Regions from separate parts of the Mus musculus genome. Here all the other regions are linked to region 1. Evidence: chromatin loops called from intact Hi-C (ENCODE). Cell type or tissue: left cerebral cortex. All regions are shown on one strand. Each heading gives the region's core, and the rest is flanking DNA. Links, peaks and the distances in the headings are about the cores only.

Region 1 (5,997 bases), core at 1,225-5,224:
GAGGTAATAAATGCCACACGCCCTCCGGATGTCCCACGAGGGAACAGGATACCTTTGGGATTTGTGTATTATTTCCCGTCCTATATCTAAAAGGTTCATGGGGTCATAGTGGGGCAAAAAAGGGGCACGCGCAGGGGTAGGGGTGGAGTAAGTGGGCAAAGGTGTGATGAGTGTTTGGTGTGTTCAACCATCTGCAATCGTAGCTTAGCCCTCCTGTCTGAGAAAAGTGACCCTTGGTGACCCTGGGAGCTTACCCTTTTCCTGTAAGCGTAGCTGTTCTTCAGTACCTGGTGAACACAGGTGAGAAAGAGCGCAGGAAGGTCCCAGGAAGGTCCCGCTTCCAGGTTGGTGTGGGCAGGGAATGGAGGAACACTAGCCTGGTCTTCGTAAAAGGTGTTGATGTGTGGGTGGTAAGGGGGCCAGTATCGAGAGCAGAGGGGTGGGTTGGCATCTTCACCAAGCACCTTCAGCAGGCGTCGTCTCCAGGACTGGTTACAAGTCACCTCACCGTGCTCAGCCTCTCTTCTCTCGGGCGCAGGTTCCGGGCGAGGGGAGGCTGAGACTCGGGAGTGCATCTACTACAACGCCAACTGGGAGCTGGAGCGCACCAACCAGAGCGGCCTGGAGCGCTGCGAGGGGGAACAGGACAAGCGGCTGCACTGCTACGCCTCGTGGCGCAACAGCTCGGGCACCATCGAGCTGGTGAAGAAGGGCTGCTGGCTAGATGACTTCAATTGCTACGACAGGTACACAGGGGAGCGGGAGCGTTCCCGCTGCCGTAGCCCGCTGCACTTGGCCACCCACTGATCTCAGGGTCTCTTCGGAGGCACTACCCAGAATCCCAAGCCCCTGTTCTGGTGTTTGCTCTCCTCAGCTCAGGCAGCATTTCCATGCCTGCCTGCCCCTCTCAGCCTTGAGTCACACTCTTCAAGGGACGTGGGGTCACCCTAACTGCTGATGTTTCTGAAGCTGCGCTGCCTGGGGGGAGGGGCCGGGGAGAGTCTTTCCGTCCCTGCCGGGGAGTTTGTAACGGGGACCCTGGGCCCTCAGGCAGGAGTGTGTGGCCACCGAGGAGAACCCCCAGGTGTACTTCTGCTGCTGCGAAGGCAACTTCTGCAACGAGCGCTTCACCCACTTGCCGGAGCCTGGGGGCCCAGAAGGTGAGGGGCCTGTGGGAAGAGGGTCTGAGTGTGGCACTGTGGAGCCAGTGGGGAGTGCTTGCAGGGCCGGCTGGAGTGTTAGAGTGGGCGGGCTGTGTGACACAGGGCTCCATGTGTCCCCCAGTCACGTACGAGCCACCCCCGACAGCCCCCACCCTGCTCACGGTGCTGGCCTACTCGCTGCTGCCCATTGGAGGCCTCTCTCTCATCGTCCTGCTGGCCTTCTGGATGTATCGTCATCGGAAGCCTCCCTACGGCCATGTGGACATCCATGAGGTGAGACAGTGCCAGCGTTGGGCAGGGAGAAGGGACGGCTGTGCGGACTCCTTTAAGCCCTTGCCTTTCCAGGACCCGGGGCCTCCGCCCCCATCCCCTCTGGTGGGCCTGAAGCCACTACAGCTGCTGGAGATCAAGGCTCGGGGCCGCTTTGGCTGCGTTTGGAAAGCTCAGCTCATGAACGACTTTGTGGCTGTGAAGATCTTCCCACTTCAGGTGAGCTTTTGGGGGTCTCCAGGCCATCTTCTCTCACTGTGGTCCAAGCGGGAGTGTCTTTCCATGGGGCAGTCGACTGTCCAGGATTCTGATTCAGTACTGAGAGTCCATCAGAGGATTAGGGTCAGACGCCATGTTGGTTTTGGGTTCTGCCATTACTTCCGTGTTGTGTATGCAGTTTGCATGTTTTGTGTACGCACAGGTCTGTGTGTGGAGGCCAGAGAATGAATCCCTTTATTGGACTCCTTTTTATTTTTTTGGAGACAGGATTTCAGTATGTAATCCAGACTGGCCTAGAACTTGTCATATAGACCAGGCTGGCCTTGAACCAAAAGTCTACCTGCCTCCACCTCCCAGATGCTAGAATTAAAGGTGTGCACCACCAAACCTGGCTCTCTACTTTTTACAGTTCTTTATTTTTATTCCTTTTTAATGAAAAAAAAAATTTTTTTTTTTTTTCTGTTTTTTCGAGACAGCCCTGTGTAGCCCTGCTGTCCTGGAACTCACTTTGTAGATCAGGCTAGCCTCGAACTCAGAAATCCACCTGCCTCTGTTTCCCAAGTGCTGGGATTAAAGGCGTGCGCCACCACCGCCTGGCCCTCAGTGAAAATATTTTTATGTGTGCAGGTGCTTTTTTTGCCCGCATGTATCTATGTGTCCTGCATGTGTGCCTGGTGCCTGAAGAAGCCAGAAGGGAGTGTTGGGTCCTTGAGACTGGAGTTATAGACAGTTGTGAGCCACCATACATGTGCTGGGAATTGAACCCGGGTGCTCAGGGAGAGTGGCAGTGCTCTTAACCTCAGAGCCACTTCTCTAGCCTCTACGTTTTAAGATTTTTTGAGACAAGGCCTCTCTTAGCCTGGAACTCACCGGTTTGGTTGACGAGTTGGCAAACAAGTCCCAGGAACTCCACCTCTTCCTGCTTCCAGCACTGGGGTTACACTCCACTGTGTCCAGGGGCTGGGAATCTCTCATGCTTGCCTGGCAGGCACCTCCGGAGCATCTCCTCGGTCCCTGAGTTTGGTTTTTGGCATTGTGTATACTCAGAGGCTTCTGACACCAGGCAGCCATGTAGTTAGGTGCTCAGGGTACTTAGGAAGACAAGCATTTGCTGGCTGATACTGGCTGGTCACCTCACTCAGCATTTGTAAATCAGGGCGCTGTTGTCAGCTACCCCAGAGATCGCTATTGGCCTGGTCTTTGGATGCTGAGGCTAGGAAATCGGGGTTGGGGATGGAGTAGGGTGTGTTGGGGTGGCTATGAGCATGGCAGGGCTGAGCTGCCTCCCTGCCTCAGGACAAGCAGTCGTGGCAGAGTGAACGGGAAATCTTCAGCACACCCGGCATGAAGCACGAAAACTTGTTGCAGTTCATTGCTGCCGAGAAACGAGGCTCCAACCTGGAGGTGGAGCTGTGGCTCATCACAGCCTTCCACGACAAGGTGAGCCACACCCCAGACAGATCCCACGGTGAGATAGATGGGTCCCAGTGATGGTTTTGTGATGAGCTGACCCCGTGTCAGCCGCACTTCCCACCTGGATCACGTCCGCCCATTCTGCGCATTTGCACTGAGACGTTCCTGCTGGGCCTGGGTTGGTTGCATCCTGTTCTGCATTTGGAGCCTTTGCCCACAGTCTGCTGCCTTCTCTTAGGGCTCCCTCACGGATTACCTCAAGGGGAACATCATCACGTGGAACGAACTGTGCCACGTGGCGGAGACGATGTCACGAGGCCTCTCATACCTGCATGAGGATGTGCCGTGGTGTCGTGGTGAGGGCCACAAGCCTTCTATTGCCCACAGGTACCTGATTAAGGAGCCTCTCTGCAGGTGGGGTGCAGTTGCAGAGTTGCCTCTGCTTGCTTGAATGTGCCTGTGGTGTGTCAGAGCAAACCTGGCCTTCCTGTGTGCTGGAGATAGCTAGCTTCCAGGCCAGCGTTCTGGTGCCCTCTGCTGGACCCAGGAGAGAGTGTGGACTCTGTTACTCTGGAGAGCTTCACACGCTCAGACTGTGGTCAGAACCTTTTGTATCCTTGAGAGGACTCTACTTACCTAGTCTGTGTCGGTTATGTTTGCTGATGCTTGCCGCTACAGAGCTCATGTGTGTTTATGTGTCATCATGATAACATTAGCTGTCCATTGTCGGGGGTGGGGGGTGGGGGTGGGGTGGGGGGGGTGGGGGGGGAGGAGAGGCAGATGATAGCTGATTACCTCCCATAGCACTGATTAGGATCTTAGGATTTCTGAGCCACGCCTTTGTTCGTTTGGTTGGTTTGGTTTCTGTTTTTTCCTAGGCAGGGTTGAGTGCCTGCACCCACTCCAGCGCTACCCTGCCTGTGCGGCATTAGCAGTTGATTCTAAATTCTTGTTCACATTCCAAACATTGTAAAATCGCAGAAGTATGTGCATGCCCTGTGAGAAACTATTGGTTGGCTTTTAGTGGCGTGGTCTAGGGTCTGCCCAGCTGCCAGGCACAGCCTCCCAGGACTCCCAGGCTGTTTTGTCTCCTGCCCCACAGAGGTGGGATGGTTTGAACTGGGCGCTGCGGTCACGTACTCTAGTGCTCGGAGAGCCATGGTGGCAGCAGGGTCATGGTCAGTCATCACGAGGCGGGCTGAGTCTTGATCCTGTGTGTCAGTTGGCGCTTGGTCTCCACAGGGACTTCAAAAGCAAGAATGTACTGCTGAAGAGCGACCTCACCGCGGTGCTGGCTGACTTCGGCCTGGCTGTTCGGTTTGAGCCAGGGAAGCCTCCTGGGGATACCCATGGACAGGTGAGGGACCTGGGCACTGGGAGGAGGGGCTGGAGCGGCTGATGCTCTGTGCTCCGCTGGAGCGATAGAGCTACCTGGGGACGTAGACTCACCAAGAGAGAAAAGAAACCAAGGCCGGAGGTTGGTGAGGCTTCCTCCAGCCAGGCTAGCAATTTGGGCTTCAGCAATTCCTCCTTGTATTTCAGTTTTTCTCTTTCTGTTGTAATTTTATTATATATATATTGTATATATATGAAATATATTTATCTTTGTGTGTGTGTGTGTGTAAGGGAATCTGTTTTTTTCCCCATCATGTGGGCTCCTTGGATTGAACTTGGGGTCGTGTGGCTTGACATCAAGCACCTACTACCGAGGAACCTGCTTGCCCTCAGTTTTAGTTATTAAGCGAGATTAAAATCAAAGGCCATGAAAATTAAGCCAGCAATCATCCTAGGAGAATCTCCCTGTGGGTTAAACATGCTCTCGACATTTTGTTTCGGCCTTTTGATTTCTGCTGTTTATTTAGCGTGTGTATTTCTGTTTCCACATGAGTGGCATGTCTGGGAATGGAGGCCTGAGGTAGTCACTGGCACCTTCCTTGATCACCTAAAACCTTGTTGATTAATACTGGGTCCTTTGCTTGGACCCAGATCTCTTCAGTTAGTCTAGCCGGCTTTCTCTGTGGACTCCATCGCTGTCTCCCGTGTTGCAGGCAGGTTGTTACATTTATGTGGATATCCAGACTTTCATCTTCACACTTGAGTGACAGGTTCCTTAGGAGCTAAGTCACTTCTTCATCTCCCCCTGGTCTGTTAGAGCGTCTGTCTCTGTCGTTCAGATTGGTCTGGGACTTTTGGTTCTCCTGCCTCAGCCTTCTGAGTGTCTGGCTTTGCTTTAGGTACCATCAGAGGCAAAGCCTCAGAGTAGCTTGTTTGGGATGTCCTAGGGCCTGCAGAGCTGTCCGATAAGCACTGCCTCCAGCTCGTGGTGTCATCACAGTTATCAGCTGGAATCTTCACTCTGCCTCAAACGGGATGGAGCAGGCTTTGGCTCCAAGGCTTCCTGCTTAGAATTCCACTCTTACCCAACCTGGTGCATGGCGCTTCTCCCAGCTGAGTGTGATTGTGAGTGTAGCTGGTCTCTGGAGATCCTGCCCTTTGTCTGCCTGTAGGTTGGCACCAGACGGTACATGGCCCCTGAGGTGCTGGAAGGAGCCATCAACTTCCAGAGAGACGCCTTCCTGCGTATCGACATGTACGCCATGGGCCTGGTGCTGTGGGAGCTCGTCTCTCGGTGCAAGGCTGCAGACGGTGAGTGGTTTGGCGGCTCTGGGCACCCTGGGTTGGGGCCTTGGAGCCGGGCTTCGGGTGATGCCATCAGCCCCTCATCACTCAGGGCCTGTCGATGAGTACATGCTGCCCTTCGAGGAGGAGATTGGCCAGCACCCTTCGCTGGAGGAGCTTCAGGAGGTGGTTGTCCACAAGAAGATGAGGCCCACGATTAAGGATCACTGGCTGAAACACCCGGTGAGGGGGCTGGGCTCAGGAATCACAGGGCGGTGTGAAGGGGAAGCTGCCGCGTTCCCGGGACTCTAGG
Region 2 (5,997 bases), core at 1,013-5,012, 270 kb before region 1:
CTAGGCTGCCTTCCGACAGCAGAGCCCCAACGCTCTATTCTTTCCTGGAGACACTATCAATTATAACATCTGTAGCCCTTTGAGCCAGAGGCAGAGACAAAGTGGCATCTCTGAGTGGAAGGGACAGTGAGCAGATCACCAGAGATGTGACCACGTCCCTGACAACACAGTAGTGATCTGGAATTTCTCCCTTGGTACTAGAATGGCAGACACATTTACAGCTTAGGGACGTTTGCATAGTGAGGCAATGTCCCGAGTTGAGGGAATCATCCCACTACTTCTCTCAGGACCGTGGGAAGTGCAGAAGTGCAAATGCTGCAGGTATCCGGTGTGACAGTCAAAGTTGTAAGAATGGAAGACGCCACTCCACCCAGAACTGCATCCTAGGCTGCATCTGTGGGAGCCCAGCCCAGCCAGCTGCCACAGTGGGCAGGGAGAATCATAGCCAAGGAGAGCAAAATTAGGTTGATTGCTGCATTGGTTAATAGGGTCCGGCAGGAAGGCGATCTTACCCACAGGCCATGCCAATGTCATAAGACCCATTTCTGATGCCACCTGCAATAAAAGCACTTCATAACCACCCCTGGCCGCAGCGGGCCTGCCCCTGAGCAGCATGGCTTGTCCCCTCCCTCACAGGAGACCCAAGAGCCCCCCAAATGGCTTGGGGTGTGGCCATGGGTGTTCCTCCTCTCTCTCTGCCTAGGGTCCCGAGGGTCAAGGACCAAGGTCAGGGTACACTGCAGGGTACACCCAGCAGTCACCACTTACCAGCAATGTTGGCCACTGCCTGCAGTCCCGATGAACACTGTCTGTTGACCGTAGACAAAGGTACAGTCTCTGGGATGCCGCTGAAACAGAAGGGAGATGGCGGTCAGCCCTGGATGAGCACCTAGAAAGCAGGTCCCATGAGACTTCAGGGCCCCATGAGAGCCCCAGCAGTGAGTGTATAGATCAGGGCAACAGGGAATCTCCACTGGAACAGATCTGTAAGAACGGGAGCAGCTACTGCAGCTGTCTCCACCGTTACTGCCTAGAGTCCCCAGGCTTATTCTCCTGTCCTACGGTTCTCAGCACGGACCACGGAAGCCTGGTGTGCGCCACAGACAACCCTTGCCTCGAAGACTCTGCAAGGAAAACCAGTCATTTCTGGGGTCCTCCAAGGACAAGCGAGCCTGCTGCTAGCCTAAGACACGGCAGTAGCATCCCAACATTGGGCCACCATCCATCCTCACCTTGACCTTTCTAGTAGACACAGAGTTGGTCCGGTGTGTCTGGTTTTCTCCCCACTCCCCATGGTCATCCTTCAACCCCTTGCTCCGGAGCTTCCTGGGTTCAGCCATTGAAATGATCAGAGCTACCTTCCAAGGTGGCACACAAGCCTTGGCCAACGTGGCTAAGCACTAGGAGCCTCCCAAACCCTTGACTGACATTCCGAGAACCCCAGAGGATGAACACACAGGAATTAGGATGAGTCTGGTGTGCAGGAAAACCAGAGAATCCCTGAACTGCTGCTCCAAGCCAGGTTCTGAAGGCGCCCCCAGGAGGATGGCTCCCTAGGCTGTGAAGATTATCCTGGGTTCCCTAATTTCTGGTTACCACTCTTTACCAAATTCGTCAAGTTTCTCCTAAACAGCCTCCGAGCCTGAGGTTCCACCTGAAAGAGGCTGAGGAGCTGATAGTACTGTGCCTCACCAGATACCCAACCATAATACAGAGAAATGCACGTGTGAGGGCCACATCACATGACAGATCACATGACAGAGGGACCACTGAGAAGGAAGCCTGAGGGTTTGAGGAAGGTAAGCGCAAGGGGCAAGAGTATATTTGAGCAGGTTTTAGCCAGGACAGGGAGAGCAGAATGGGCAGAGGCGGCATAGATGCAGATAGCCCTGATTCAGTCAATTTGGAGAAGCCAGTTGGAGATGAGGGTACAGTTAATCTGCAGAGGGACGGGGAGACCCCGAACCTCAGGCTAAGTCTAACCCTTGCCAGCTCCCAGAGGTTCTGTTTGTCTGTTGTTTGTCTGTCTATTCCTGATCTGTCACTGGCCAGTTTGCTATGACTTTTGACCCACACAGCAGGAAGGACTGAGGGAAGAGTCCTCAGCCTCCACAGAGGAGCGAATGAATCCCTGCTTCCCCAGCAGGAGAAGCCAAGAATATCAGGTCTCCTCCTCCTGGGCTCCTAGGCATGTGTGGGGTACCCCCCCAGCCCCAAGCTCCAAGCTGCTAACGACTGGAGGAGTCTGGACTTCATAGGTGCTCAGCTAAGAATGGAAGCAGACGCTGCTCAGTATAGCCATGAGATTATTTAACTCTAAAGGGGATGTCATACGTTGTCTTTGTTTAAAAGTTAGGCCACAGAGAAGCTCTAACCCAGTCCCCAAGTCCTGGATGCCTTGGCCATCGGCCCAGTGACACACCCCCTCTAAGTAGGGAAAAGGTTATGGAGAAGAGGTCAGGTCAGTGGACTTTAGTTGCCTCGATATCTTCATTCCACCTGCTCTTCCACCACACACAGATACATCCCCAGTGCCAGGGCCTTCACCAGTCACGGTGGACAACCAAGCTGGAGCCAGAGAGATTACCTCAGGAACTGGGCGATGCGTGCCATAATGGCTCCAGCCCCGGGCTGAAGCACATTGCCTGTGGATAGAAGAGCCTTCACTCAGTGCCAGGTGGTGTCCCAAGGCCTAAGGCAAAACATGCCGCAGAAAGGAGACATTTCAGATCTCTCCAAGAATCACAGCCTCTGGAGAGAGGCGCACATGAGGCTGTGGAGGCTCAAACTCTGGGGAGTGGGGAGCCAGCTACCCAACAGCAGTACAGTGCTGGAGGGCCGCCAGTGAGCTTGCCAAGGCATGCTCCTCTGATCACAGGAAAAGACGGGAGAGACTCTAGGGTAAGAGACACAGTGCAAAGCCTGAACGCTGTGGGAAGCAGGGCTGTGGTGAGGGAAGCGGGTCTGCAACTGCTCACCTGCCCAAGTGTCCTCCTCCAAGCCCTGCACCACTGCAGAGATGAGGAACAGGCTGGCACCTCCGGACAAAACTGTGTCCTACACTATGTTCTAGTTCAGGGAAAGCCTAGGGGTTAAGGCAGGGTGGGGTGAACCCATCTGCACCTGTAACCCGGGACAGGATGTCCATGTAGGTAGAGAAGCGCGTTTTCCCGCCTCCTGGGGTCTCCTGGAACATCTGGGCTTTAGAACTTCTACTTGGTGGTGCTAGGCTTTCTAGCGCCTCTCAGGTTGCCGATGTGCCATGAGGGGGCGCCCAAGGTTCTACTCTTGAGACTGGCCATCGGGAGCAGCCTGATTCAGACCTCTGTGGTCGAGAGCCCTCCCGTTCAGTAACTCAAGTCTGTGAGAAGGGAGACGGATATTCGGGAGGAGGGCGGGGGAGGGCCGGTGCAGGACCCGCAGGGGAGCTCACCCACGGAGATGTCTCCCAGCTGCTCAGGCTTTAGCTTCACGTCCTGGAGAACCGCGGTCAACACGGCCGACAGAAGCTCGTCGGGGGTGGTGTCCTGCAGGGCGAAGCGCAGCAGCGGTGAGCCCAGCTCCCGAATCCCCGCCCGGGGACTCTGCGGTCACCGGACCCCCGACGGCAGGATCCCATCCGCGCTGGCCGCCTTCTGCTCCCCTCGCCCGCCCGAGGGGCCTCACCTTGAAGCAGCCACGGCTGGCGCGGCCAATGGGAGTGCGCCGTCCGTGCACCACCACCACGTCGGAGGCCGAGGCCTGCAGGAAGCCAGCGGAGCAGGGCGCAGCTTGCAGCGCGGAGCTCGACTCGGGCCGGCCGGCCAGGTGACCCAGCACTACCTGCAGCCGATGCATCGCGGAGGTGGGTCCCACCGATTTGCCAGCGCTCTGGGCGCTCACCCCAGTGAATTAAGGACGCGGGCTTGCACAGGGCAGAGCCAATTGGAGCCTTATATTTTCAATAAGTCCTGCCTACCCATTCTGCAGCCAATCAGAGGGCGACTCTTCCTGAGTCTTCCCCCACCACCACCTCCCAGCTTCTCAAAGCAAGTCAATGAACTTCAGAACCCCTCCTTCTTAAGTTTGTCCATGTACACCTGTGATGGTGCAAGTGTGTACTGCGCAAGTTCAAGGCCAATCTGGGCTACAAAAATAAAAGAAAATGTTTTAAAATATAATTAAAAAAAAAAAAAAAGCTTGTGCACATTTTTGAAGCTCCTCCCAGAAGTGTAAACTGGAACTTTCCTCGTTTTGTAATCTACACTGTAGGCAGGACCTCAAAGTCTTGTGGATTTCTGAACATGAACCAGGAGACCTTCCTCCAAACATGGCCATGGCACACTATCAGACAAAAGTCAGGAGGTTTCTGGGACAGTGGCAACAGCTTTACACTGCAAATGGAGATAGAGGACCTGACTCTGATTCCTGTTCTATTCAGCTCTCGTCTTTCCTGGGTCCCTGGCCCTAAGCTGGATGCTTGAGTACTTGGCTGGAAGAACCCGTTCTATCAAGGCACAGAAGCAGTTCAAAGGTCTCTGAGAGTGTCCCATGTAGCATCCTCTGTATGCCTATTTGAGATGCCCTCATCAGTGCACACCCCTGCAGCACCCGCTCCCCTCGCCCCCTTAGCAAAGGTGTCTGCCAAGGCCTTGCAGTGTGCCTGAAGCATTAACTGATCAATGGCTTCCTGTTGAGTGAATGGACCGGGGCTTCCTGGATCTAGAATGTGTTACCAGCCTTAAAGAGTAAGACCGGGTTCCCCAGTCACAGTGACAGGTCAGCCCCAAACCATGGCAGTTACACAGTGTTTTCTCAGACCCCAGGGGATCCCAAAACATGAAAGGAGAGGAGGCTGGGAGAGGGCTCAGAAGGTAACGGGCTTGCCCTGCAAGTGGGAGGCCAGAGGTCAGATCCCCAGTGCACAAGGCTGGGCAGGCTTGACAAGGGTCCCATGACCTTAGTGCTCAGGTGGGAAAGGCAGAGGATCCTTGGGGCAAAGTGGCTACCTACCCCAGGCAAATCACTGTGTTCAGACAGAAACCCCATCTCAGAAAGCAGAGTAGGAAGGGGTTTAGAATGGCATCCAATATCAACCTCTGCCCTACACATAATATGCACACTCACCTGCCCGTGCTTTCCAGGGCAGGAGCACTGGAGTCTTAGACACCCAGAGGCTGATCTAGCCTTCCTGTCACCATGTCCAAGGGCACAGACTTCCTAAGTGCAGGGTCGTGTGCTCTTTAGACACCCCAGAGAGCACGCTGCACCAGGCCTCCTTCCTTGTCCCCTCCCCACTGTCTTCCAGTGCTCGCCTTTGTGGACCTCTTAGAAGCCCGGGGGGAAGCCTGTGATGCCATCAGTTCCTAGGACGCATGTAGAACCCACAGCCCACTGTCTGCATGGGGCTAGGCCAAGGACAGCCACCCAAGACAAAAACATAGCTTATCTAAGGCCCGAAGAGAAATGAGATTTTGTGTTTTATTTTTGTTTGTTTGTTTGTAAGTTGCTTACACGGATGCTGAGTGTGCCTGTTGTAATGTCAAAATGTTGAATTCTTCTGCATTGAGCAAGGCCAGAGAAGTTCATACAACATCAGAAGGACAGGCTCACCTTCTCTACAACCAGGATGGTGGATCTCAAAGAACATTTCTAAGTTCCACATCACTGGCCCAAGTCCCCAAATGGAAGTGTGGAGGTCTGTACCAAGGCACAGGCGCAAAGAATTGCAGACTAGAGGACCACAGAGCTTCTCTAGCCAGAAGGCAAGGAGGACTAACAGAGGGGTGACAGACGTTACAACTGCAAGCTCCAAGGCCTACCTCAATTGTAGGAAGACCCTGAGCTCCACACCCCACATCCTCCCAGCTGCTGCCAGGGGACTCGTTTTCCCTCACATGGAGAGGTTGTTTTGTGGCTGGCCATTTTAGGATGAAGACTCAACTATTTTGCTCATCCCAAAGACTGAATCCTTTGCTTGTTTTTTGTTTTGTTTTGTTTTGTTTTTGAGACAGTGTC
Region 3 (5,997 bases), core at 1,310-5,309, 73 kb before region 1:
CTGATCTAAAGACTAATTTTATTTCTTCTGAGTCACGATAGACTGAATATAAGGGGCTGGAGAGATGGCTCAGTGGTTATGAGCACTGACTGCCCTTCCAGAGGTCCTGAGTTCACATCCCACCACATGGTGGCTCACAATCTGTAATGGGATCTGATGCCCTCTTCTGCTGTGTGTAAGGAGAATGACAATGTACTCATATACATAACATAAATAGATCTTTTAAAAATTCCTTAAAGAAATAGACTGAATATAGATTTAATTTCCAGTATACCGCCAAGATGAATCTTCTGCATATAAACATATTATAAAATTACAGATACATAAAACAAATTATTGAGTCTGAATTATAATTGCCTTATCTAGTTCAGTCCCTAATTTCTGGTGGTTTCTTTGTTTTGCTTTTTGTGTCACAATACTGGGATTTATAGCCTTGTCCCTGCTAGGCAAGTGCTCTATGGCTGAGCTGCTCTCCCAGCCTGCATTTTATATTCAGATGGACCACTAAACTGCTCAGGCTGGGCTTGAACTCACTACAGATGTGGGTACTGGGAATCAAACCCAGCTCTCCTGCAAGACCAGTATGTGCTCGTAGCCACAGGGCCATCTCTCGAGCCCCTCTTCTGTGCAGCCTTTCTCTCAGCCTTTGTGCCATCAAGATGGCTCAGTGGGTAAGGACCCTGGCTGGCAAGCCGTATGATCCGAGTTTGATCCCCAGAATTCCCATGGTAGAAGGGAGACCCTATTTCTTCACATTGTTTGGCAGCTACACACATGACACCATGCACACCATATCAATGATCAATCAATCAATCGATCAGTGTAAAGACAAAAACTGAAATAAACCGGACTCTGCTTTATATTGGCTGGTCCTGAGATTCTTTTCTGTGTTAGAGCCAGGAGTTCCAGTTGGCCGGAGTTGAAGTAACTAAGAGGTGAGGGGGAGCTGCCCAGGCTACGGTGGATGTTGGGGTGAAGCTGTGCTTTCTTCCTTGTACCCCTCGATAGCACATCTCTACGGACATGGCGCACAGAAGAGGCCACCATTTGCACATCTGAAAAGAGCCCTTACTGGGAGCTGACTGTCAGCACTATATAGCTTTAGACTTTCCAGCTTCCAGAGCTGTGAGAAACTGTTTAGCCCTTGGCATTGGTTTAGCAACATGAGTGACACATAGTAAGGTCCTTGGGGGTCCCACTGGCTCTTCTTTATAAATTTTTAGAACCCACCTCTCCATTTTTCAACCTAACATACTTCTAGGTAGCATGCAACTGGCAAAAGTCTGCCTTCCAGGAAAGTTTTAAATCTAGTATCTTCCCCTATCCGTATGCCTGTCATGATTCCCATGTGTGTTCCCTGTAGTCTTCATAATTCCCAGTGGCCCCCACCTGCCTTATTCTGAGCTCTTCTTTTCACATCTGACTTACCCACTTGGAGACGACAGCTCCCAAATCATTGTTCACAACCCAGACATCTTACCTGAGTTAGAGGCCACACATCCAAACTGGCCTGCTCAACATCTCCACTCAGACACCCCAGAGGGGCCTCAAACGTTCTAGCTAAATTACTAGGTCATCCACATCGCCCAGCCTGAGTTCATTTCCGTGTGTCCAACAAAGAGTGTGAAGCCCTCTCCATCTGGCAATGGCCTCTTGTGGCCCCACCCCCACCCCATTTTGAGACTAGGTTTCACCGTGTAGTCCTGGCTGTCCTGGAACTTTCTATGTAAAGTAGACTAGTCTTGAAATCCCAGAGATCTGCCTCCTCCTGCCTCCAGAATGCATTTCTCCATTCTTTACACTGGGCACCCACACCTTTTGCTGACATCATTCACTAAGCTCTTTTCTGAGGTTCTCAGACAGGCGCACTGTGAGCATACTGTTCAGGGGTGGGGACAAGAGTCTTGAGTAGCAGAGACACCGCCACTGCCACCGCCACCTGAGCTCAGCCCAGACAGTCTGCTGACCTGTGGGTCACGATAACAGATGAGTTCTAACTGGGAATCGTGGCTTCCACCTGCAATCACAGCATTTGGGAGAGTGAGGCAGGAGGATCAGGAATTCAAGGCTAGTCCCAGCTACACTGTAAATTCAAGGCCAGCCTGGGGTATGTGAGACCTTATCTTATAGCAGATCATGTCAGGCCACACTTGGTGTTACAGGCCTTCAATCTCGTGGGAGGCTCTGGTGGGAGGATTGTAAATTCAAGGCCAATCTGGGCAGGAGGAATTTTTTGAGCCTAGTCAAGACTGTCAAAACAAACAATAGAAGGAGGAAGAGAGGGAGGGAGAGAGAGAGATTGATTGATTATTAATTATTATTATTATTATTGAGACAGATCTTGCTATGTATCCCAGGCTGGCCTCAAACTCATGGGCCTCCAGTACTACTATCCCAAATTTAATTAAGATTTTTATTTTTATTTTATTTTTTAGTTGACTCTAGGGCACAGGTCAGACAAAAGCAATATCTTCGGCCTTCACTTCTTTTTTTTTTTTTTCTTTTCTTTCCTTTCATTTATCTATTTTTGGCGTGGGCATCGTCTCACCGTGTAGCCTTGGCTGACCTAGAACTTGCTATGCACCAACACGCCCAGCTTGACCTTCAGTAGACCACCCCCCCATTTTACTTTTGTGACAAGTGTCTCTGTTATATAGCTATGACTGCCCTGGAATTCTCAATGTAGACTAGACTGGCCTTGAACTCACAGACATCTTCCTGTCTCTGTCTCCTGAGTGCTGGGATTGAAGGCAGGCACCACCACAACTGGCTTCTTCTGCCTCTTTTTAATTTTATTTTGAGACAGGGTTTCAACCATTTACCTTGTTTTGGTTTGGTTTGGTTTTGGGTTTTGGTTTTTCGAGACAGGGTTTCTCTGTATAGTCCTGGCTGTCCTGGAACTCACTTTGTAGACCAGGCTGGCCTCGAACCCAGAAATCTGCCTGCCTCTGCCTCCCAAGTGCTGGGATTAAAGGCGTGCACCACCACTGCTGTTACCCAGGCTGGTCTTGAATTTGAGATCCTCCTATTTTAGCCTCCCAAATGCTGGGATTATATTAGGTCGGCGCAGGGGTGAGTGTGGGTGGAGTGAAATTGGAGGGAAGCCACTGCGCTGCCTTGCTGGTGGGTAGCGACCACTAAGTGCCCCAGCCAGACGCAGTCCCACTCGCGACCTTCCCGCAGGCGGCGCCAGAGGGCATTCCCGCCTCGTGACTCCAGTCCAGAGTCCTGCGGGGCGTGGCGAAAGGCGGGCTCTGGCGTCTCTGAGCGACGGAGCGCAGCGACAGTCTCGCCGCTGCAGTACACATGGACGCACGGACGCACAGACGGGCGGCGGGAACCCCCAGGGCCCTGGCGGAGCGCGCGGGGCGCCGCTGTTGCCTGGGCTGGGACTTCAGCACGCAGCAGGTACGCGCGCGGGGCGAGGAGCGGGAGCCTGACGATGCTCTGCCAGCGAGAGGCTTCTCCCGGAAACCGCGGGTGACTCCCCGCGGAACCCGGAGTACACGTAGCGGGGGCGGAGGGCTGTGGGGGGGAGTACCTCGGGGGTCCACGCGAGTCTCGGCTGCAGATGGCTAGATTCCGAGACACTCCGCGCAAACACACTCCGCGAAAACAGCAGAGGTGTGCGCACATGCACAGCCTAGATCCGGATAATCCCTGAGCGCCTTTTCTTTACTTTTCTTTATTATTTTATTTTATATTTTGAGACAGAACTTTACTATGTAGCTTTGGCTGGCCCAGGTTCATTGTGTAGACCAGGTTGGCCTTGAACTCACAGTGATCCACTATCCGTAGCCTCCTGAGTGTTGGGTTTAAAGGAGGGTGCCACGCCAAGCACTTTTTTTTGTTAAAAGTGAAATGGGCATAGTATGCAAATGGACTTTGCCCGTTCCCTGCCTCCCCCAACCCCCTCTTGGCTGGCACTAGCGTGCCAGGGTCTGTGATTCCAGAACTGCCGGTCAGAGGTTGGTGTTCCCAGTGATAGCTGAGTGAATTAGCAATTTGCCTTCCAAGTAGGCATGGGACGTCCAGGAGGCATTCATCCTGCACGCTTGAGAAATAAGCATAGTAGCTGTGAGACCCTTCTCAGCCCGATGAGGAGAGTTGGAACCTGCGGCTCCCACTGGGGAACATCCCATAGAACTTAGTCACCTTGCCCTACTAGACCTGTTTCTCCATCTTCCCGAGCTTGGAATGGCTTCCTTAGGATGTCAGGTCTGACTTGACCATAGTCATGGCTCTGGGGGCAGCCTCTGGAGACAAGCCTCCTTGCCAGGTGCAGGACCATAGCCTCCATTGTTTGGAGAGTGGATTCTTGTAGACCGTGGGAGTTTCACCTGCCTCTCTCTGTGTGGCGCTCTCTCTCTCTCTCTCTCTCTCTCTCTCTCTCTCTCTCTCTCTCTCTCTCTGGTTTTTCGAGACTTGCCCCTGAGTTGATTATTTCCTGCTGTCTATTCCTTTTGGATGTGACTTCTTTTTGTTCTAGAGCTTTCAAGAGTGCCATTAAATTTCTAGTATAAAACCTCTCGATTTTTTTTTTTTTTTTTTTTTTTTTTTTGGGTTTCTCGAGACAGGGTTTCTCTGTGTACCCCTGGCTGTCCTGGAACTCAAATCTGTAGACCAGGCTGGCCTTGAACTCAGAAATCCTCCTGCCTCTGCCTCCCAAGTGCTAAGATTAAAGGCACGTGTGCCACCATGCCCGGTCATTTCTCATTTTTTAATCTTATCTCTTTGCTTTTCTTTTTTTGAGCATGTATCCCATGAAACTTATGTTGCTATGGTTACAATGATGCCCATTTAAAACAAAAACAAAAAACGATGCCCATTAGCCTTTGTCTCAGTGCTGAACCTTAACTGGACTTGGAAACCTCTTGGACAAAGGTAGAGGCTGAGGAAATCCTATACACCGTTTTCACAAATGTCTTCCAGGTTAAAGTTGTTGCTGTTGATGCAGAGTTGAACGTCTTCTATGAGGACAGCGTGCATTTTGACAGAGACCTTCCGGAATTTGGGTAGGTACCTGGTGTGCATGTGTGGGTGGGTGGTTTTAGAGCCTCCCTAAACCATTTGCACTTATCAGCTATACTTTTCTGACTTAACCCAGCTGCAAGAGAGGTCTGCATAGACCTCTGAGCATCTATTATTATTGTATGTTGTGTTTGCTTGCATGTATGTCTGTGCGCCACATTCCTGCCTGGTGCCCAAAGAGGCCAGCAGAGGACATTGGATCCCCTGTAAATGGAATCACAGACAGTTGTGAGCCACTACAGAGTGCTGGAAATTGAACCCAGTTCCTCTGGAAGAGCAGCCAGTGCTCTTAACCCCTAAGCTATCTATCTCTGCAGCCCCTGAGAATCTTTCCTTCCCATAATGATTTCTTCCCTATTCCTTTCCAGCTGAATTCATTCATTCACTCATAGATTTGAGATCTGTTTTGTGCCAGGCACAATTGGATGGTTGTTCTTGGCTACCTTCTGTTACTAATGGAAGGGTATCACAAAGCCGGGCAGTGGTGGCACACGCATTTAATCTCAGCACTAGGGAGGCAGAGGCAGGTGGATCTCTGAGTTCAAGGATAGCCAGGGCTACACAGAGAAAAGAAAGTACCACAGACTGGAGAAATTATAAAGAAGAAGTTCACAAGCTCATCTTCTTTCTGGCCAGAGTCCAGTGGTCACATCCACTCTCTGCCTTCTTTTTCTTAGACTACTTTTGGCACGTGGCATGTGCACACATATGTGCGCCTGAATGTATCTTCTCTCACATTGGGCCCCTTTTGGAAACAGGATCTCATGTACCTCACTGGGTAGCTGAAGATAACCTTAAATTCCTAAACCTCAGTCATCCATCACATCCGAAATTCGGAGGTTACAGCTGCCACGTCTGGGTTTTTTATGTTGGTTTTTGTTTGTTTTGTTTTTGTTTTTTTGGTTTTTTTTTGTTTTTTTGTTTTTTGTTTTTGTTTTTGTTTTTTGTTTTTTTTTTTGAGAAAAA
Region 4 (5,997 bases), core at 907-4,906, 180 kb before region 1:
CCCTTACCCACCCCTGCACCGATCTCAAACAGAATAGAATGAATATAACACAACAAAACAAAAATAAAATTGAACAAAGAAGTTTTATAAGCAAACACCCAGATGGTCTGAGTTCCCAGGAAGTAGAGGCCATCCTCCAAAGCACATCTCTTCTCACTGACCATAAGCATATTATGTACCTACGGCCAATTACAGGGGGACACTACACCGTCAAGCTACTTATCAACACATTTTCTAAGTCCCATTATAAATGTTCTTGCATATGCATGTTTATGGCTAAGCTATCTACAACAGTTACATGTCCATTAACAGAAAATTGGATAAAATAAGTGTGCTAAGTATACAATGGAATTTTATTCAGCCATAAAGAAAAACAAAAAACATGGCATTTGCAGGAAAATGAGTAAAATTGGAAATCATTAGGTTAAATGGAAACCAGCCACTCTGTAAAAGACAAATACACATGTGGTGCCTATATTCAAACTGTCATTTATATTTGCATTTTTAGTGAGTCTAGAAAGAGAACCGTAAAACTTGAAGAACATATTTTCCTAGGGTTGGTTTGGAAATCATGAGATGCACGTGGCAAGAAAACAGAACAGGAGATATTGGAAGGGAGGAAGGAGAACCAGGAAGACATAAGCTGGAGACAAAGAAGGAGATGGAGCAAGAATACAGCTGTGAACAAGACATCAAGAACAAGATGTGAACAGAATGCAAAGCAAGACCTACCACTTTGTATACTAATTTTTAAACTGATTTTAAGAATTCTCAAGGTAAATAAATATAAAAACAAAAACTAAAATGAGAATAATCATGTGGCTGAGTATGGCACAACTGTATATATGCATGAAGGAATTTAAGCCAGAGTAGAGATGTAGGTTTCCAGGTTTAAAGCTCTCACTCAGTCTTACAATAGCCAGACACAGAACCTGGTAAGAGGTCCATCAACAAGGATTCCATTTTCAAGAGATGAATGAAACTGCAGGTAAAGCTAATAAGCAAGACTCAGATAAACTATATAACTCTCTGTTATACGAAGAAATCTAGGCTAAAAGAGATGGCAGAGAGAAGAGAGGAACAGACACACAGCATGGCACACAACTAGCTAAGCAGACAGAGAGACGGAGGCTGTGCACAGGGAAGCAGAGGGGAGGGCGTGCTGCAGGAGGACAGAGAGGACAGCAGCAGGAGATGAGGACAAAGTGCAGTGCTGCATAGGTAGGAACATATGCCAAGGGAGCCCACGACCCTACATGGCAACTAAACCCTTCTACTTATAAATCACAGACTTACTGGTAAGCAATGGGCGAAATTCACCTTGCCAAGTACCCAATGAATAAGGCCAACAGCCTTCCTAAGGCAGTGTCGACACTGAAGCAAAGGGAAGCAGCAAGGGTGTCAGTGTTAACAAAGAGACATCACAAACGGTGTCTGTAGCGATGTTACTTATCTTTTAAAAACTAAATAGCAATATGAAGATAAAATAAGGGGAAACACTACATAAACGTCTGGTATTAAAGAGGCAGCTATGTGGGGACAGAAAAAGCAAAAGAATAACCATCTGCTCTATTGCAACGCCTAACATGGGACAGCCTGGAGAGGCTGTGAAGAAGATAAAGGAACGGTAAGTAATCTTGAAGGACAGAACAGAACAGGAACTATCCAAAATTAGAAGGGAAACAAATGTTGGCCATTTGTGTCTTTTGCAGGACTTTTCTAAACTTAATGCTTAATATATATTTGTCAATTTTCATTGGCAAGGTCTTAAAAAACTTAGCACACCTTTAATCCCAGCACTAAGGAGGCAGAGGCAGGAGGATCTCTATGAGTCTAAGGCCAGAATGCTCATAGAGATCTCTAGGACAGTCAGTTCTGCAGAGAGACTGTCTCAAAAAACAAAACAAAAACAAAGTGGTCCTAAGAACTCTATGGGAGTAAATCCCACAAGGCAAACATGCCCATTATGAAACCCACTCCAAAAGAAAGACCTCAAGGCTTCGAGCACAAGCGCGGATGTACAAACACAGACACAGACAGAGACACACACAAGATATTCAGTATATACCAACTAAAGAAGTCCACTATTCCTCTCCAAATAAAGCATATTATGTTGCAAAGCCTTCTAGTTACAACTCTTCTACAATGTCTACAAATTTTCTACTGAAAATTTTACAATTTTGGTTTATTTTAAAAACACAGAAACAGGGTTGGAGATGGCTCACTAGTTAAGAGCACTGACTGCTCTTCCAGAGGTCCTGAGTTCAATTCCCAGCTACACATGGTAGCTCTCACCATCAGTAATGAGATCTGATGCCCTCTTCTGAAGACAACTACAGTGTACTCATATACAGAAAATAAATAAATAAATCTTTAAAACAAACAAATAATAATAATAAAAAAAAACCACAGAAACATAAGAACGTGCTTTTGTTTTGATCCCATGCTAGGATGTGACATGGGACTGCTTCAGACTGTCCACAGCAGATGACCACCATTTATTTGCCTCATGCTATAGAGGGGGCTTGATCCTGCCAGCTGCAGAGAGTTTCTGCAATTGTGTGACATTTGGAATTCTGGGAACTTTTCAGAGGGCTTGTAAATTATAGCACTTCACCCACCCAACCCCTGGGGGGGGGATATTATTGTTGGTTGTTATTGGTTGGTCGAGGTTTGTTAAGAAGTCACACACAAAGAAGAAACAAGAAGAAATTAGATATTCTGACAGGGAAGATCAAAGCTGCCCCATGGAACTTGACACCCTAACCAGTAGGAAGTAGTCTAAGGATAGCAGCGCCCCCTTCAGACCCCTGACTTTATTCCAAGAACTCTTTCCTTTCCTCTCTATCCTTTTTTTCCTCTTACTGGTGTTGGTGGTTTCAAAGGGTGGAAGAAAGAAGAAGTCACAGGGTAGCAACAACAGCTACATTTAGCCATTAGTACAATCCACTCACTCTCCACACCAAGCTGGTTTTCCCCTCTAGACATGGCTATTTTAACATATCCTACATGATACCACATTGAGAGACCGGCATTCTAATTTGCTACGTAATTAAGTAGAACGTCCTGGCTGTGGCACTTGTCTTCTTTCTGTTTTAGCTCTTCCAGCCGTAACAAGACTCAGAAGCAACTCTACAGTCTACGCTGTCAAATGTGACTCACCCTCAGCTGAGAAATGGCAGCTCTCCCTTCCTCGCTCTCCTCATCAAACTCATCGTCACTCCACTCCCAGCCTCCGTCCTCTGTCTTATGGAGACGGCCACTGGAGCCGGGGACTCTGCGGACCTGAGCGAGAAAGGCGTGTGGGTTAAGAAAGTACTTTGTACACACTTAACAGGAACTTCAAGTCTATTTTCCATCCCTCCATCACCTAAAGAAAACAGTAACTGAGTCATGTGTCCCTAAAACGTCACATCCTCCAACCCTTAATCTGCTCTACCCAGACTTTAAACACAATCCTCTTTACTCTGAACCCCAATAATATTGTTTATGTTAAGGCATAAGGGAAAAAAATCTAACATATTCACATACCAAGACATTTAAAGGGGAGGAAAGACTGTTCCAAACACACTGCAGACACAGCCCAAGCCCAAGGGAAAGCACCCATTCTTTTTCCAATATTTTATTTCCTCTTTTGGGTCAGGACCTGACTGTGTAGCTCTGGTTAGCCTGCAACTTGCAGTCTAAACCAGGCTGTGACATTGATCGGCTGCTTGTCTCCAGAGTGTTGGGATTAAAGAGGTGTGCCAACATGCCCAGCTTTAACTTTTTAATTCAAAATTATAAATTATACTTCACAGAGATTCAAGAGTTCAGGAGTCAAGCAAGTAGAGACAGGCAAAGGATGTAGCTCAATGGTCAAACACCAGCCTAGGAAGCAAGGCCCTGAGATCAGTGCTCAGTACTGAGGGTGTGGGGTGGATACTGCATGCCAGCCAAAGTGGTACCCAGTTCTTGGATGACAGTAAAAGGACCAGGCATTCAAAGCCACCAGTGACATTGAGTTAAAAGGGCAGCCTGAGCTACATGAGACCGTGACTCAAAAAAAAAAAAAAAAACAACCAACAAACAAACAAATAACCAAGCTCACTATCTTCTTCCTAATTTTAGCTTTCTTTGGAAAGTTATATTCATCTCTCTACTGGGTATATAGCATTACTGCTTGATATTGGGGGGGGGTGTCTATTTTAGGAGTTATCAATGTATGGGACTTTCCACAGTGGAAGATGAGCATTTCACTGTAATCTGTGTCCTACTCTCTTCTGAAAATCTCGCTTACTCTCTTCTCCCTACGTTTAGAAAAACTACCTATCCCACCACAGCAATCTTCCTTAAGAAGCCTCGAAAGCCCAAGGAAGCTTCTTGACCTCATGACTTTCGGTCTTATGTACTTCCTCCAGAATTGTCGTGGTATATTTATTAAAGCCAACTATTTTTTCAGATTTTAATTTGTAATGTGTATGAGTGCTTGCCTGAATGCATCTGTTTACCACTTGGTGGAGGCTACAGAGGCCAGAAGAGGGTCTTGGATTCCCCTGGAACTGGGAGCAACAGTCATGAACCACTACGCGTGTGCTGGGAATTGAACTAGGTCCTCTGAAAGAGCAGACAGTATTCTTAACCACTGAGCCATCGTCACAGCCCTTTCCTCAATTCCATCTTAAACTGGACTCATGGCATGGTTAGGAAGAGGGTCCAGCCCAGAGGACCCGGGCTAACACTGACCTGAAAACCTCCTCAAAGTCTGAGCTTTCATGGCACAGAAGGTGCCGACCAAGCTCCTGACGGAGGGAAGCAACCAATAGTCCTACCCACTACAGCACCGAGGAACCACAACAGTCAGCACTGCGGCCACGCAATGCCGACCTCCACGCCTTGGTGGGAACGAGCAGCTCATATTGGACCTAAGGCCTGCTCAACAAAAGGGAAACTATGCCTAGTACTAGAAACCTAACCACCCACCCAGGGCTAATCTCTAACCACATTCTGAATATTTGTTCTTATACTCATAAGTGTAGCCTACACCCCCATCAAGGAAACTCACTTTGCTAAGATGGAGCCCACTACAAAAAACTGCAACCAATCAACATGTAAGGTGTAGACCCATCCCAACTGACCCGTCCACAACACAGCCCCTGCACCTCAGGCTCAGGGGACAGTTCCAAAGACGGGGTGATGACCAATATTTTTATTACTGTTTTCAATTTACTACTATGAATGATGATCTCCCTTTAAAATGACAGCTCCATTGAGATGTAAGTCATACAGCACACGGTGTACACGATGAGAGAAGTTCAATTGACTGGGCTTTGTAGATAGAGAGTTGCATGATTGTTACTACATCCAAATTGAGAACATGTTGGTCACCATTCTTCACACACATCACAGCCATCAGAGGTCACTGCCTGTTTCTCCCCCACTTTTCTCAGTTCTGGGAAACTGGCCTACTGCACATCTCTGTGCACTCTTGAACATCTCACACAGAATCATATAGTGTGGACTAATAACACGTTTTAAAAGTATATTCATGATATAACATGAATCATTAAAAATGCTCCTGAACTTCCTATTGGAATGTGTGTATATATCATACATACACACACATATACACACACACACACATATACGTACACACACACACACACACACACGTAACACTCTCACTCTCTCTGTCTCTCTCTCTCTCTATCTATCTATATGTATGTGTGTGTGTGTGTGTGTGTGTGTGTGTTTGTGTGTGTGTGTAGCAAGCTGAAAATACACTGGCTCCACCTACCCTAGCAAACACCAACACTAAGCTCCAAGTGACACTGTCGATGTGGCTGACTAGGAGCTGCCAGCCTCTCCAGGGAACTAGAAAAATGTTTATACTGTGGTGTTCATCTCTCCTTCCCTTCCTACCCTACCTCCCTTTCCTTCTACCTTTTTAGATGAGGTCTCACTACATCGCTCAGTCTAAGTCTCAACCTCCATGTAATAACATTAGAAGTATGTAGT
Region 5 (5,997 bases), core at 1,348-5,347, 160 kb before region 1:
GTTTCCCACAGGCCTGTCTGTCAGAGCACCCACGGCATCCATCACACCTGTTCTCCAAGTCTAATTACTCTGACCAGTCATGCTTTTCAATTTTTTTCTTTGCTTAACACTTCTGACAAATACTGGTTGAGTATTCTATAGCATATTCCTCAGCCTGGGGCTCTCTGAGGTGAAAAGCTTCACGAGGCAATGCGCCTTTCTTACTGCACAGCTCCGGGAGTTCGTTAGGCTGTATGATCACTTAGTGGAGAAGGTGCCTGTCCACCAAGCCTCTTCACTGTTAAGTTCTTTCTTCACACTTTATTCAGTCAGGAGCAAATCAAGAGTCCAGCCCACACATTTTATCTGAATCTTTCAGCTCTAAAAGTCTTGCTTGATTCTTTGAAGAACTAATGCTATTGTATGCTAACTCTAGTTCACCTTACATTGGAACAGCTGACAGCAGCTTGAGTCGGGCATGTCGGGCCCAGAGCTATGTATGGGACCTGGGTCGGCAGGTGTTCGAGTGCACTTCTGAAGCTGCCTAACAATCGTTATTTCTCTGCTTAAGGTGCTGGGTACACATTTAGTGTGGCGAGTACAAATTCAGACTCTCGATCTGTAGGAAGGAAAGTCAAAACAATGAGAGATTTTGTTGCTTCTTGGAAATGACTGAGAAGGGCAGCTTCTTGTATGTGCTATATATATACACAGAGGCAAAAAAACTCATATGCATAAATGAGGAAGATATTTTCTGACGGTCCTCTAAGCAGAAACTCAGCTGAACATTTCCTCCAGGTGGACCCACAGTCCCAATTTCAAGAGTCACAGCATGGAGTCAAAAACTCAACCTTGTAGAACATCAGACTGAGTAGTGTGCTGCTGGTGGCCACCGGATTAGTTAGACTTTCTACTGTAATTTACATATTCTTCACTATTTCTGGCACCTAAGGATCTTTACATTTGATGGATTTTTATATATTACTTCTAGGTATTTGTAAAAAAAAAAAAGGGGGGGGGTCTTTTTATCAGCTAACTTGGCAGAAACAAAAGAATTCCCTATCAGTTTTAGCCAGTGATGAAAAACAGAAGAAATCCTAAAACCATGAACGTGAACTTGGCTGCCTGTTTTCCTTACCCTTTCCAACATTTCCAACAGTAAATTCTGAAGCCCCATTACATACACTAGACACATGACCAAGGATGTCTAAGTCTTTTACTTTTGTAGACCTTTAGAGAAAACAGAATTAAACAACTTTCAGTATTAAGAAACAGTGGAATACAGTCTGCCTGTGGAATCCCAGGAGAACTGCTTCCAGGACCCTCTGCCAACAGCAAAACCCTGATGCTCAATCCCTTGTATCTAAGTGGAATGTTATCTGTGTAGAACCCACGCGACCCTCCTGCACTTTATACCCCCTCCAGCTTAATGAGGGTAGCTGCTACCATGCCAAGTATACTATGATGCTCAAGGAATGTGGACAAAGAAAAGGCTGGTGCTGCTGAGCACTGATGGAATCTGATCAGAGTCCTTGGATCCACAGTAGATCAATCTGTAGCTGTGGAGGTGGTGGATGTGGGAAGCTGATGCACACATGAAAACAGAGTAAAACACAGTGGGGATGCAGCCCCCAGTTACAGTCAATGATCCTCAGAGTCAAGTTCCACCTCTAGGACTAGGGATGGGGTGACCTCAAAGCATAGGTTCTACTCATTGATTTCGCCTACAGTGCTGCTCAACACCACCACACATAAACACCCTTTGTTAAGAATCTGCTGCTTACCAATCAATGTGTCTAAAGCCAACGAGGAAACTATTTGAAACTTTGACTACTAGAATCTTTCCTACATAAAAAGCAAAATTATTTGACATGAAATATAAATATGTTGTTACAGTCCTTTTGTTATTAAATTGTAAATGGCAGTTATATTTCAAGTGAAGGTTGAAAAAAGAAAAACTTGCCCATTAACATGGCCTGTTACTAATACAGAACTCACAAATATAATTTCATAGCTTTAAGAAACGAATCAAGAAATATCTGGGCAACTGAGATATATTATATACTTATAAGTACACGAAATCAACTCAGTCCCTTCCAAGCTTGTAAGATGGCCTTTATGAATGTTTCTAATGTTTGTCATTCATTTAAGAATATACACATAATATTGTGTATACAAATGTAATTCTTAGGGATTCCCAGCCCGATTTAAGTATCAAAAGAGATATGTCATATTTTCCAATATTTTACCTTTTTTCTGGATCCTTTTGAAGGCACAATGAAATCATTTTTCTAAATGATTTTCCATATTTCTTCAGCATTTCTTTATCTTGAACACCAGTTTCCAAAGAAGGAGGATCATTCTGGAGCGTCAGCATTAAAACCTGTGTAGTAAGAAGTTTGGTTTCTTTAAAAACCCAGTGATGTTATGTGACTATGTTTTTATTTTAATTCCAGGTGTGGGATACAGGGGGCTTCAGATTGTCTACAGAAGCTAACTATGGTTTGTCTCGTACTCTAGCAGGGATGTGATTTTTGCCAGCTGCAGATAGTTTATGATTGGAATTCTGGGTACTCTTGAGAGGGTGTAAATGGGAGACTCCCAGAGAGCCTGAGGAGGCTGCTGCTCTCCATGCTGCTGCTGCTTTCTGTTGTTGCAGTTTGTCAAGTGGTCTTGAGCAAAGAGAAGAGAAGAAATTGGATGTCTTAGTGACAAAGACTGGACTTGCTCCAAGGAACATGATGCCCCTAAGCCGAAGAAAGTAGTCTAAAGAGGTCTATGCCCCCTTTCCCCTCTAACCTTCTTTCTCTCCTACCTAGTGTTGGGGGTTGGGAGAGAGGTAGATATGGGAATCCAAAAAAGTAGCCCACAAAAGTATACCAATAAACCTGTAAAATTTTCAGTACAGTATAGACATATGAGCTATTTAAGTATAAGGACCTGAGTTCAATCCTTCAGAACTCACATTAAAAAAAGCTGGGTGTGGTGGTCTACATCTGTAATCCCAGCTGGGAAGGAGAAGTGGGGCTTGTTGCCCAACCAGTCCAGCCAAACTGGCAAGCTCCAGGTTTCAGGAAGAAACCCTGTCTCAAAATAGAAGGCAAAGGGTAATTGAGGAACATAGCTGACAACAACCTCTGCCCTCTAAAAGCTCACACATACATGGGTATAAACACACACACAGGCACACAGGGGTACACAGGCATATGTGGGGCTTTAGGGTCAGGGTTATAGCTTGGGGGATATGTGTTCTTTTCTAGCATTTGTGAGGCCCTGGGCTCAACACCCAGCACCACAATTTTTTTTTCCCTTCAATTAGCCCCGTTTATTGTACTAAAAAGGTCAGCTTTTTTCAGAAAACTCAAAGCAGAGAAACACAGCCTGAGGAACTCATTACAGGATGTGCCAGGACTAGTGACTCATTTCACAAGTCTTCACTGATGTGCCAGGTCTAGTGACTCATTTCACAAGTCTTCACTGATGTGCCAGGTCTAGTGACTCATTTCACAAGTCTTCACTGATGTGCCAGGACTAGTGACTCATTTCACAAGTCTTCACTGATGTGCCAGGACTAGTGACTCATTTCACAAGTCTTCACTGATGTGCCAGGACTAGTGACTCATTTCACAAGTCTTCACTGATGTGCCAGGACTAGTGACTCATTTCACAAGTCTTCACATTTTGGACAGCACAGAGAACAGTATTCTCTGTAGCCCTGGCTGTCCTGGAACTCACTCTGTAGACCAGGCTGGCCTCGAACTCAAAAATCCGCCTGCCAAGTGCTGGGTCTCCAAGTGCTGGGATCAAAGGTGTGCGCCACCACGCCCAGCTGGGTGTTGTGAGTCCCACGTATACTGGACACTAGTTAAAAGCTATATATAGATAGTGGATCCCCACAAGCGCCCACTGTCAACTGCTATTACATCCTTCAGTTACAACCGCTCATCTCTTCATGTCCACAGACTTAGCTCTTCCATTCCCAAACTACTGTAAAATTAGAAATGTGAAAACAGCAGAAGACAGCATGGCCTCCTTAGCTTCACCTACTGCTTGCTCTCTTCTTCCTTGACTTCTCATAGTATGGAGACTTCTCTTCCAGAAATTTCTATTACAGAAATCACCAACTGTCACAAACCTACGTCTGGTTCAGGTTCTTAGTTCACATTCTTCCTGCCTCCCCTGCAACCTTAGTTACTCTGTCAGCAGAGCCTATGAAGGGCCGATGAGTAGAGAGGCAAGGAGGTCGGATAATAGACACCAATGCAGTTCAACTCCACAGCTCTGTCTCACAGAACAGCAAGGCCACTGAAGGTCAGCAATTCTGTACACACTCTGTTAAGAACTAAATAAAAGACTTCAATGGCTCTGAATCCAAGAAGAGTCTGGGTACAGTGATGGCTATACGTCATGAACATACTTATTACTTAAATACACAATCAAAAATGGTTTATCCTGGTTTTGGTCCCTATATAATACAAAGTAGAAATGGTTACGTTGGTAATTTTATTAGAAAGATTATATTTTGCTATAATACACATAAATACAAGGAAAATAAATAACCATAGATACGGTTGGCAAACGTCAAAGGTTCTGAAAAGTCACTGGGACTTGAGCTGGAATAATATTTGAATATGAGCCTCACCTTCATTGGTGGATATTTATGATAAGGAGCTGCCCCTGTGGCCAGTTCAATCGCAGTGATTCCAAAACTCCAAATATCAGCTTTAAAATCATAACCTCGAACCTGAAAAGGATTGGGGGGAGATGGGAAGGAGAGAGAGGTGCACAATTACTTTAACCAGCCTAAAACACTCTTACAAGTTTCTAGTATGTCATGAAAAATTGGGGGGTTGGGGAAGGCGGGAGTGAAGAGTCTCCCTGTGCAGCCCAGGCTACCCCTGAATTTTTGATTCAATATTCCGTATGTCCACAAGCCTCCTCACAGACAGCTCAGGGGCAGCTCCTGCTCATCTGAGAAGTAGGTTTAGCCCCTAACATAGCCTCCATCCCAGGAAAACCAACGAAGCCTCGTATTCCTTCATACCTCCCTCCCCTGCTCTAGCCTTTCTCCACAACCTGTTTGTTCACTCTGTTCCTGAGTGCGGCGGCCTCTTAAGACCCTGTGTGGCCTGGAGTGCCCTCCTTCCACAGGCTGAATATAGTAATATATGTATGTATGTAGGAAAATATGTGTACAGTAATACATCTGTGACATTTGTGAATAAATCCTATACACATACAGCGCTGAGAGTAGCCTGGAGTCCTGAGCAGCAAGGCTGGTCTGCATCTGATTTGGGAACCATTTACACATGCTCGCATGGATGAGACCATCAGCGATTAATGCACTCAACAAGAAAGAACCTGAAGAAACACCGTCTTCTTTTCTTGCTTGAGACAGTATCTGGCTTTGCCCCGGGCTGGCCTTAAGCTCACCATCTCCCTCTCCTAGTGTGCGTCTGGATAACCTGTGTACCCTACCAAATCCTACAGGAAGATTCTAGAGTAGACAGAGCCACGCCTGCTGGCATATGTCTTTAAAGGCAAGAGGATCTCTGAGTTTGAGGCCAGCCTGGTCTACAGAGTGAGGTCTAGGACAGCCAGGGCTACACAGAGAAACTGTGTCTTGAAAAACAGATGAGTCAAAAGTGGTCAGAGAAACAGCCTGACAGCAGGAGGGCCATGAAGACGGTGTAAGTAGGAAGGGAATGGTGCTGCAGTGCTCAATACTTCAATACCACAAGGGAGGTGAGACAAGGACTAAAGAGTGTGTGCTGCAATCAGCTGTGTTTACTGCAGTAAAACAGATGACAGGAGACTGCAGCGAGCGGCTGCCGTGCAAGCAGGAAAAGGAGAAGAGCGCCAGCACTGAAAACCCCAGGGTGAACAACCCGGTCACCTGGTCTGCACTAAGATAACTTCTTAGGCTCTTTACTCCCCTACTCCTTGTATTATCTTTGGTATAGTCTTGAGTTTCTTGTGTAGTGTGTAGTTTTTGCTGTTGTTTGCTTTGCTTTGTAC

Evidence for each region. A loop is a pair of places that touch in the nucleus more often than their neighbours do. Peaks named below come from ENCODE experiments on the same cell type or tissue, not always from the same donor. Only the 100,000 strongest peaks of a DNase experiment are listed, where the experiment ranks them.
Region 2: it touches region 1 in a loop (4-fold over the local background); 10 of 42 quality-filtered maps call a loop at or near these places.
Region 3: it touches region 1 in a loop (3-fold over the local background); 19 of 42 quality-filtered maps call a loop at or near these places.
Region 4: a loop joins it to region 1, with 2.1 times the contacts of the local background. A loop is called at or near these places in 4 of 42 quality-filtered maps.
Region 5: a loop joins it to region 1, with 2.1 times the contacts of the local background. A loop is called at or near these places in 4 of 42 quality-filtered maps.

Annotation. Positions count from the first base shown.
Region 1 is chr9:119,426,917-119,432,913 of GRCm38, forward strand. Acvr2b (activin receptor IIB) reads left to right here. Exons shown (of 11, transcript NM_001313757.1): 2 at 539-746; 3 at 1,051-1,160; 4 at 1,285-1,436; 5 at 1,509-1,652; 6 at 2,949-3,092; 7 at 3,304-3,452; 8 at 4,308-4,422; 9 at 5,573-5,711; 10 at 5,797-5,927. Among named protein-coding and RNA genes, the nearest start is that of Exog, 15 kb to the right of the region's middle. In left cerebral cortex, for the core only: a CTCF peak has its summit at 3,600 (motif pointing left); a DNase peak (open chromatin) is centred at 3,592.
Region 2 is chr9:119,153,158-119,159,154 of GRCm38, forward strand. Acaa1b (acetyl-Coenzyme A acyltransferase 1B) reads right to left here and starts at 3,936. Exons shown (of 12, transcript NM_146230.3): 1 at 3,667-3,936; 2 at 3,434-3,527; 3 at 2,588-2,645; 4 at 769-848; 5 at 513-555. The coding sequence starts at 3,837. In left cerebral cortex, for the core only: a CTCF peak has its summit at 3,260 (motif pointing right); DNase peaks (open chromatin) are centred at 3,266 and 3,909; H3K4me3 peaks cover 582 bases.
Region 3 is chr9:119,354,300-119,360,296 of GRCm38, forward strand. Xylb (xylulokinase homolog (H. influenzae)) reads left to right here and starts at 3,082. Exons shown (of 19, transcript NM_001033209.3): 1 at 3,082-3,408; 2 at 4,933-5,015. The coding sequence starts at 3,307. In left cerebral cortex, for the core only: a CTCF peak has its summit at 3,174; DNase peaks (open chromatin) are centred at 1,832 and 3,236; H3K4me3 peaks cover 1,011 bases; H3K27ac peaks cover 605 bases.
Region 4 is chr9:119,251,601-119,257,597 of GRCm38, forward strand. It overlaps Oxsr1 (oxidative-stress responsive 1), which reads right to left. Exons shown (of 18, transcript NM_133985.2): 11 at 3,163-3,285. Among named protein-coding and RNA genes, the nearest start is that of Slc22a13, 45 kb to the left of the region's middle. In left cerebral cortex, for the core only: no CTCF peak of the experiment used is centred there; a DNase peak (open chromatin) is centred at 3,205.
Region 5 is chr9:119,262,522-119,268,518 of GRCm38, forward strand. It overlaps Oxsr1 (oxidative-stress responsive 1), which reads right to left. Exons shown (of 18, transcript NM_133985.2): 7 at 4,622-4,723; 8 at 2,229-2,362. Among named protein-coding and RNA genes, the nearest start is that of Slc22a13, 56 kb to the left of the region's middle. In left cerebral cortex, for the core only: no CTCF peak of the experiment used is centred there; DNase peaks (open chromatin) are centred at 3,447 and 3,611.